Regions from separate parts of the Homo sapiens genome. Here region 1 is linked to region 2. A link is a contact called in ENCODE Hi-C data. All regions are on one chromosome and are shown on one strand. The core of a region is the stretch at or near the end of the contact, and the rest is flanking DNA. Distances in the headings are between cores, read along the strand shown. Region 1 holds the start of ALDH2 (aldehyde dehydrogenase 2 family member). Region 2 holds the start of MYL2 (myosin light chain 2).

Evidence for each region. A loop is a pair of places that touch in the nucleus more often than their neighbours do. Pooled maps may share reads with other maps.
Region 1: a pooled map shows a loop between it and region 2 (4-fold over the local background). The contact joins the promoter of ALDH2 here to the promoter of MYL2 in region 2. A Hi-C loop is called at or near these places in 2 of 37 single-sample maps with no recorded cell type and 4 of 50 pooled maps.

The regions. Positions count from the first base shown.
Region 1 is chr12:111,765,309-111,769,955 of GRCh38, reverse strand. ALDH2 (aldehyde dehydrogenase 2 family member) reads right to left here and starts at 3,023. Exons shown (of 13, transcript NM_000690.4): 1 at 2,860-3,023. The coding sequence starts at 2,973. RefSeq lists a silencer at 3,016-3,335 and an enhancer at 2,795-3,564.
Region 2 is chr12:110,919,329-110,923,837 of GRCh38, reverse strand. It overlaps MYL2 (myosin light chain 2), which reads left to right and starts at 3,259. Exons shown (of 7, transcript NM_000432.4): 1 at 3,259-3,311. The coding sequence starts at 3,309. RefSeq lists an enhancer at 2,451-4,509.

The DNA of each region.
Region 1 (4,647 bases), core at 1,774-4,273, 850 kb before region 2:
GCCAGGCTAGTCTCGAACTCCTGACCTCGTGATCCGCCTGCTTCAGTCTTGCAAAATGCTGGGATTACAGGTGTGAGCCACTGCACCCAGCCATTTTACCCCATTTTACAGATGAGGCAGCTGAGGTGCAGAGTCCACTGCTGTATGCACCATCCCTCTTCCCTGCTGAGTCAGCAATAAGGCCACACTGCAAACAGCCCAGGGGGCTCTAAGAGGTCCAGTTCCAGCACGGCGCCACCAGAGTAGAATGCTCTGTGGTCCTTGGAAAGGGTTAAATGAGATCTGAACGTACTCAGAATGATAACCCAGGTACATTGTTCAGTGAGACGGCGAGCTTCAGAATATAAGTGGTTGCATCTCATTTATGTTAAAAAAAAAAAAAAGTCTGGTGTGCTTGCATTCTCTCTCTCTCTCTCTTGCTGCAGGCACTTGTAAATGCAAACAAAATGTCTACAAGAGACACACCCACCTGTTCACAGTGCTCTTGGAGGGAGTAAAATGGGGTATCCAGAGAGGTTTATTTATTTATTTATTTTTTAAGAGATGGGTTCTTGCTCCATTGCCCAGGCTGGAGTGCAGTGGCACAATCATAGTTCACTGCAGCCTTACATCTAATCTCAAGCGATCTTCCCACCTTGGCATCCCAAAGTGCTGGAATTACAGGCATGAATCACCTTGACTGACCATGTCCAGAGAGTTGTAAGTCAGTCCTCTGCAATTTTATACAGTGGGCATGTGTTACTTTAATGATCTCAAAAAGTCTGATAAAGAAAAGCAGCCACAGGGAATTGACTCGGCTCCTCCAGCCTACACCCACAGAGTAAATCTGGAGAACAGGATGTGTTACCTATGGGCCTGGGTGCATATCTGGACCCAGCTGCCTCATCTGCATGTGATAAAGGATAAAGATTTTAATCAGATCCTGTGGCCAGAAGGGTTCCTAGGGCGATGGCTGTTCCTTGAGGACATTTCTGAGACAGGGTCTTGTTCTGTTGCTCAGACTAAGTGTAGTGGCCCAATCATAGCTCACTGCAGCCTCGAACTCCTAGGCTCAAGTGATCCTCCCACCTCGGCCTCCCATATAGCTGGGACTACAGGCATGTGCCACCGCACCTGACTAATTTACTTTTTTAGTAGAGACTAGACACAGGGTCTTGCTATGTTGCCCAGGCTGGTCTCGAAATCCTAGGCTCAAGGGATCATCCCACCTCAGCCTCCCATATAGCTGGGACTACAGGCATGTGCCACCGCACCTAACTAATTTACTTTTTTAGTAGAGACTAGAGACAGGGTCTTGCTATGTTGCCCAGGCTGGTCTCGAAATCCTAGGCTCAACGGATCATCCCACCTCGGCCTCCCAAAATGCTGGGATTTACAGGCATGAGCTACTGCACCTGGCCTCTGCTAGATCTTTTGATGCTCAAGTCTTCCAAGCATGAACTTGCACAGGCTGCCAAGGGAGCCATAGCTGCTGCCTTTTTAGCTTGTGTTATGCAAAAGATTTTATTTTATCCTTTTAAAAATTCCCTTGCAAATGACCTTTGTAACATCCCCTAAAATCACACGCATGTGCCTTTACCCATCACCTATATCCAGATTTGCAGCCACACTCAGGGCCAGACCAGCAGGTGTGCTGTTGAAAGCAGCTGGCTAGGAGCCAGCTCTACAGCATCCCAAATCAGCAATAGTCCCAGAGGATCGGTGGTCCCTTTGTTCCCACCCAGAGTCACAACATACCATGGAATGTTCTGGTTAGGGGCTTACTCCTGGAAGTTCAGCTGTGAACCCCAACTATGCCACTGACTTTGGTCTTTAGGTGAGTCACTAAACCTCTTTGTGACTCAGTCTCTTCATCTGTAAAATGGAGAATTACAGTCCCTTCCTACTGAGGCTGTTGTAAAAATTACCTTAAATTGCAAAACAGGTAGACGCTTAGAACAGTGCTGCACAAAGGCTGTGCAGACAGGACAGGAGCTGTGATTAACTATGAAGTGACTGGTTGATGAGGGCCTGTGTGAACCTAACCCTCAGAGCGCCTTTCCATTTATAGGAGAAAAAGCTTAAGTCAGAGAAGGCAGCCAACATGCACTGGCACAAACAAAACAAACTCTTTCATAACCAATTTCAGCCTCTGTGAAGTCTAGAACTTTAACCAAACTCAAAGATCAAAACAAAAAATATTCCAAAGTATTACTGATTGAGCAATCAATAAATGGACCACAGGAATCAGTTTTATCCTGGAAAGCTCCTCCTTGGTTTGGTCGAAGCCGGCGTTGGAAGCCGCAGACACCCCTTGGGGTCGGCCCCCTGGGGCCGAAGGTCCTCCAGGATTCCCTACTCCCAGCAATGGAAGCAGCCGAGCGTGGCCTCGCCCATGGTGAACTGGAGAACGTGGCTGCAAATCACCTCTTTCCTGGTTTTTCCTTTTGAACTCCTTGGATGAGGGCATGAGTCAGGGGGTAAAGGGGATGACTAAGGAAAAGACAGGAAAGTTCCTGCAAAGAGGGACTTGGTCGCGTCTTCTGAGTGGGTGAGGGTGGGGACCCTGCGGAGACCCGAAAGCAAGGACCATGGGGAGAACGGAACCCCGAGAGTTGGCCCTGGAAAACAGACCGAGGCTGGGCGAAGACGGAGAGGGGGCCCAAGTCACGGGGAAATGGGACGGGGACTGTCAGAGGCGGCGAAGGGGCTAAAATGCTTGCAGGAGAGGAGGGGGCAGATGTGCTTCCAGGTCAGCCTCTGCAAACCCCTCGAGCCCCAGATGAGTACACTAAGGCCCACGGCGGCGCGGGGCCTTCCTAGGGGCCTGCGGGGGACTCGGGCCGGAAAACAAAGCGCGAGCCCGGCCGGTGGGCTCACCTGGTTGCAGAAGACCTCGGGCTGCTGGTTGGGGGCAGGCACGGCCTGGGTGGCGGCGGCTGACAAGAGGCGGCGGCCCAGGCGGGGCCCGAAGCGGGCGGCAGCGCGCAACATCGCAGCGGGCTAGCGGACAGCGAGCGGACCGAGAGCAGAGCTAGGGTCTCAGGGCCACTGAGCCGACCCCGCTCCCCGCCCCGCGCGGCAGCCAATGGAAAGGCGGGGGCGGGCCGGGGGCGGGGCTGCCTCTACCATTCCTCGGGATGGGGCGCGCAGCTGATGCAAGCGAAGCGGGTGGCGCTAGGTACCCCCGGCCCGTGGCTGCCCCCTGGCTCGCGCGACGCCTCCGCGCCCGCCACCGCCCTCCGCCTGTGCGGAAAGACCCGGCCCCGCGAACGCAGCTCGCCTTGGTTGAGCCCCCAATGTGTGCCTTTGACCCCAATGTGAACAGGCCCGAGCCAGGGCGACCCTGACCTTCCCGGCTGATGCTCCAGGTGAAGAGACCGGCCGTAAACCCAAAAGCGAGATCATTTCGGAGGTGAAGGAGATGAACGAGGTGACATGGATGGGGCAGACGGCACTGCTTTTATAAGTACCATGGTCAGGAAATGACAAGTGAGACCTGAATGATGACAGGGAACAGCAAGGGCAAAGGCCAGGAGATGAGACCACCTGGCACGTGTTAGAGAAATGGAAAGAATGAATGGAGCCCAGTTAACAAGGAGAGAGGCGGCCAGGGCAAGGGCAGGGACGGTCTTGGAAGCAGCGGTTCAGAGTTTAGAACAGGATGATTTGCATGATTTGCTTATTCTTTTTTTTTTTTTTTTTTTTGAGACGGAGTCTCACTGTGTCGCCTAGGCTGGAGTGCAGTGGCACGATCTCGGCTCACTGCAAGCTCTGCCTCCCGGGTTCACACCAGTCTCCTGCCTCCGCCTCCGGAGTAGCTGGGACCACAGGCGCCTGCCACCACGCCCGGCTAATTTTTTGTATTTTCAGTAGAGACGGGGTTTCACCGTGTTAGCCAGGATGGTCTCGATCTCCTCACCTCATGATCCGCCTGCCTCGGCCTCCCAAAGTGCTGGGATTACAGGCGTGAGCCACCGCGCCCGGCGGTGGGACTCTGATTTCAACACCAGATTCCACCAAAGTCGCCCTGGGGGCTCAGCACCATTCCACACAAACCAGAGGAAGAAAAGGCATGGGGGTGGCCCATGGGAGGTTTCTGTGGGCTGAGCCTGCTCGCCTGGCTGGATTTCAATCACACAACCATGCCTCCATGCAAAAGAGTCTGGGAAATGAGTGGCCCCTGTGCCAGGAAGAAGGGAAATAGGTTTGGAGATCAGCTGCAGAGATAATCTGATAACCAAGACTCCCTTCCTTCTCTGAATTCAGCCATGCAGGCCCCACTTCCCCTTCCCAATGGCGCCTTGCTTTTTTTTTTTAGATGGGGTTTCACTCTTGTTGCCCAGGCTGGCACCATGTGGGCTCACTGCAACTTCCACCTCCCAGGTTCTAGCGATTCTCCTGTCTCAGCCTCCCAAGTGGCTGGGATTACAGGCGCATGCCACCACACTTGGTTAATTTTTGTATTTTTAGTAGAGATGGGGTTTCATCATATTGGTCAAGCTGGTCTCGAACTCCTGACCTTAGGTGATCCGCCCACCTCGGCCTCCCAAAGTTCTGGGATTACAGGCATGAGCCACCGTGCCAGGTACTTTTTTTCCCTTAATACTGTGTGTGGAGATCGTTTTGTCACAGCACACAAGGACTATGTCCCCATTCTCTTCAACA
Region 2 (4,509 bases), core at 2,010-4,509:
AGACACAATCTCACTTAATCCTCCCAGCAGCCTTATGGAGGTGTGTGATCTCCCTTTTCCAGGTGAGGAAACAGGCCCGAGAGGGTGAGTGCCCTATTTGACAACCCCTCTTGCTATCCAGCCAGAATGGTTCCTCTAGTACCCCTTCTGGAGGCCTGGCTGTACAGGTGTCCCTCAGGGACACACACCCCCACTCGACTCTGGGGGCCCAGCCCATCCTAATCCCCACCCCGGGGCTTCCCACCCCCCATCATACACTCTCCACATCTTCTGTGGCTGCAACAACCTTTTCACTTGGCCAGTTGGAGCTACTGACTGCTCACACAGGGTTTTAACGAAAATCTATGGTGTGCCTATTAGCTAGGGAAACATTTATTCTGGTGTTGTCAGAGAACCTTGGACAGAAAAGCTCCTCTTGATGTGTGCACTGCACATATGTGGATGCGTGTACATGCACGTGTCTGTGTGCCTCTATGCATGTGCAGACGTGTTTTTGTCTGTGCATGCATGTGCCTACACACACACATGAACACATCTTTTGTTATTAAAGATCTGTCAGAAGAGTGTCCTGGGTAACTCTAACCCATGTGGGACTGCAGAGAAGAAAAAAACCCACACCTTTTTTTGTCACAGCCATCAATGGTCCTTGGGTTTGTGTGCCCCCAAATTGAGATTATTTTTCCACCTGAGAAGGGGAGTGAGTGATAGCTACCATTTGCCAGGTCTCACCTCCTTTTACCCTCTGGAAAACCTAATAAGAAAAGTGATTTCTTTTTTTAAGCTCTGGAAAACTCCAGCCCCAGGGGGCCTTCTGTTCCTCAAAGCCTCCAAATTCTCCCTGCCTTGAGGTATGTGCTGTCCCCACTGCCTGGAGCCCCCTTTGCAGACTCTGCTTGGAGGAGCCCACCTGCGCCCCTGTCTGAGGCTGTCACCTGGCCACTGCCATGCCTCTGTCTCATCCCTGCATGAGATCCGTCACTGCCTGCAACTGTCTGGGTTGTGCATTTGTTTACTTTCTCCTTGTCCATCTTCCCCTCGCACTTACGCACCTCAAGGGAAGGGAATTTGTTGCTTTGCGCTGGGCTCGATGAAGGGGAATGAATGCTGGTTCAGCCATCAGCCCCGCACCCACACTACTGGGAGGGCAGAGGGACATTCTCCTTCTTAGAGGTGTGGCCTCTGGCACTCAGGCCTGCCACCCACGGACACTAAATAACCACAATGATTCCAAGCCCCGAGTTCTTGCTCCCTGAATCCCAAGGCTGTCTTTAAGGGCACAGGAAGATGGCCATCTTTTGTTGTTTTGGTTTAGTTTGGGGTTTTTTTGGTCTTTGTTTTTGAGATGGAGTCTTGCTCTGTCGCCCAGGCTGGAGTGCAATGGCACGATCTCGGCTCACTGCAACCTCCGCCTCCTGGGTTCAAGCAATCCTCCTGCCTTAGCCTCCCAAGTAGCTGGGAGTACAGGCATGTGCCACAACGCCCAGCTAATTTTTGTATTTTTAGTAGAGATGGGGTTCTGTCATGTTGGCCAGACTGGTCTTGAACTCCTGACCTCAGGTGATCTACCCGCCTCGGCCTCCCAAAGTGCTAGGTGTGAGCCAACATGCCCGTCCTTTTTTTTTTTTTTTTTTTTTTTGAGTCAGAGTCTCACTCTGTCGCCCAGGCTGGAGTGCAATGGCGCTATCTCGGCTCACTGCAACCTCTGCCTCTCGGCCTCAAGCGATTCTCCTGCCTCAGTCTCCTGAGTAGCTGGGACTACAGGCCCGCGCCACAACGCCTGGCTAATTTTTGTATTTTTAGTAGCGACAAGTTTCATCATGTTGGCCAAGGTCGTCTTGAACTCCTGACTCAAGTGATCCACCCGCCTCAGCCTCTCAAAGTGCTGGCATTTCAGGTATAAGCCACTGCACCCAGCAGGAAAGCTGTCTTCAGTAAAAGTATTATATAATGACACCTTGCATTCTGAGAGCAGCTGCTGTTTTCAAGGCTCTTAAAGAGCCTGGACTCTGGAGACAAAGGGGCCTCCAGAGGGGTCCACGCCTAGCTCCATCACTGTGTGACCCTGGGCAGCTCACTTCGCCTCTCTGAGCTTTTGTTTCCGCATCTGTAAAATGGGGGCATGGATGATGAGGTGGTCCCCACCCTCTAGGGTGGCTGGAAAATTATGTGTGGGAGCCATGAGCACATAGTGTCCGGCACGTGCCAGTGCTCAGTCAATGAGATTTGTCATTTCTTCAGTCAACAAATATTTATTTTTGAGCTGCTGCTGTGTGCATCATGAGCTGGGAGCTGGGGAGACAGTCAGTGGTGAGGGAAACTAAAGTGATCCCTGCCCTCTGAGCTGACGCTCCACAGATGCTGAAGAAAATGAGTCAGTGCACTGTGGGCAGTGTTCGGGACTGCCTCACGCTGTGCAGAGAAACAAAGAAGGGAGATCGGAGCGCAGGAGGTGCGTGGCTGTGTTATTTGTTTGTTTTGAGACAGGGTCTTGCTCTGTCACCCAGGCTGGAGTGCAGTGGTGTGATCGTGGCTCACCACAGCCTCAACCTCCCGGGCCCAAGTGATCCTCCTGTCCCAGCCTCCTGAATAGCTGAGACTATAGGCATGCACCACCACGCACAGCTATTTTTTTTTCTTTTGCGTAGAGACAGGCATCTCCCTATGTCACCCAGGCTGGTCGCAAACTCCTAGGCTCAAGCAATCTTCCCGCCTCGGCCTCCCGCCGTGCTGGGATTTCAGGCATGAGCCACAGTGCCAGCCTTCATGGTTATTTTAAAGATGGTGGTCGGGGAGGCTTCACTCAGGAGATGACATATGAGCAAAGATGCAGTGAAGGAGGTGAAGGAAGGAGCCGTGCGATGACTGACAGAAAGACATTCCAGGTAGAGGGCACACAGGTGCAAAGACCCTGAGGCCAGATCCAGGCTGATAAAACAGAGCATTTTAGCAGTCTCCTCTCCCTGCCATTTTTTTTCTCAAAATTGACAAGCACAAGTGTCCCCGGCCCAAGCACCGCAGAGAGCGCGCAGCATCTCTCCCCGTGACCATGACCCAGCTACTGCCTCTTTAACCTTGAATGCCTTTTTGGGGGCTCACGTGTCACCCAGTGGCGAGTGAGCCACCCTTACTTCAGAAGAACGGCATGGGGTGGGGGGGCCTTAGGTGGTGCCCGCCTCACCTATGACTGCCAAAAGCGGTCATGGGGTTATTTTTAAACATGGGGAGGAAGTATTTATTGTTCCTGGGCTGCAGAGAGCTGGGCGGAGTGTGGAATTCTTCTCGGGAGGCAGTGCTGGGTCCTTTCCACCATGGTGAGTACAAGGGCTCCAGGAGGTGATGATGCCGGGTGGGCGAGGAGAGGAAGCCACTACAAGCGAGGGACCACGGCGGAGGGGGAGGAAGGCGGCCCTCAAAGCCTCCAGCCCCTTGTGGAAAAAGCCCCATTGACTGCGCGGGCACAGAGGAACCCCAATCAATGCCCCGATAGGCCACAAATAACAGCAGCTCTCGGGGACTCACAAACACAAAATAAGAGAGTTGGCTTTTTTATGGCTTGTCTACTGACCTCTCGAGGAATCAATAACTCCCAGGACTTGCAAAATGGGATTGAATGCTTTTAAGGATCAAATTGTAATTCTTTTCTCTTGTTCAGGCAGCTGGGAAAAAGAATGTTTTTGTTTTCACCTTTTGAACTTGCAAATTTAAAACCTTTCTTTCTGTGCTGTTGGGTTAGGTGTCCCCCTCCTGAAGTGGGCAGTCCCCAAATCAGGGTCAGCACAGGAGGGAGAGTGGTTAGAGGCAGGAACTCTGGAGTCAGAATGCCCAAGTTCAACTCCCCAAGTTCAACGCCCAAGTTCAACTCCGGCTCTGCCTTCTGTGTGTGTGGCTGTGTGATCTTGGGCAAGTGACCCAACCTCTCTGAGCCTCAGTTGCCTCTCCTGTAAAATGGGGATGATAATAATAGTATCCACTTGACAGAGTGGTTATGAGAATTAAATAATACATATGTAGAGTACCGAATCATTTGCTGTTATTGAAAGTCAGAGAGAAGTGGGGTGGGGAAGAAAGGTCAACTCGCTCTTCTCTGCCCTATTGATGTGGTGCAAGGACGGAGCATTCAGAGAGGAGGTTTTGCTGCCATTTGGAGCAAGGGAAAATTGTGGGGTGTGGGGCGCAGTTGGGTTTTAACACCTTGAAGAACTGTCATTTCATCTTGGCATTCATCATGGCTTAGTGAGCCTGACTTTTTCTTTCCCTCCAATCAATTCTCCTTCTGTGCATTACTGAGCTTTTTGTGAAATGCATCAGAACAAAAGTGGCTGGATCCTGCAGGGGCGATCTGAAGGTGTGGCCTCCATCCCCAGGGACACACCTGTGGCTTCTCCTAGTTGGTGAAGGAGCCACTGCAAGATGCACAAACGCTTATGATCCACTGGTACCAGAGGGCTCTGGAGAAACTTCATGTCATGTCCTTTGCTCCCTCCAGCATCACCGTTTGGAGACCTGAGT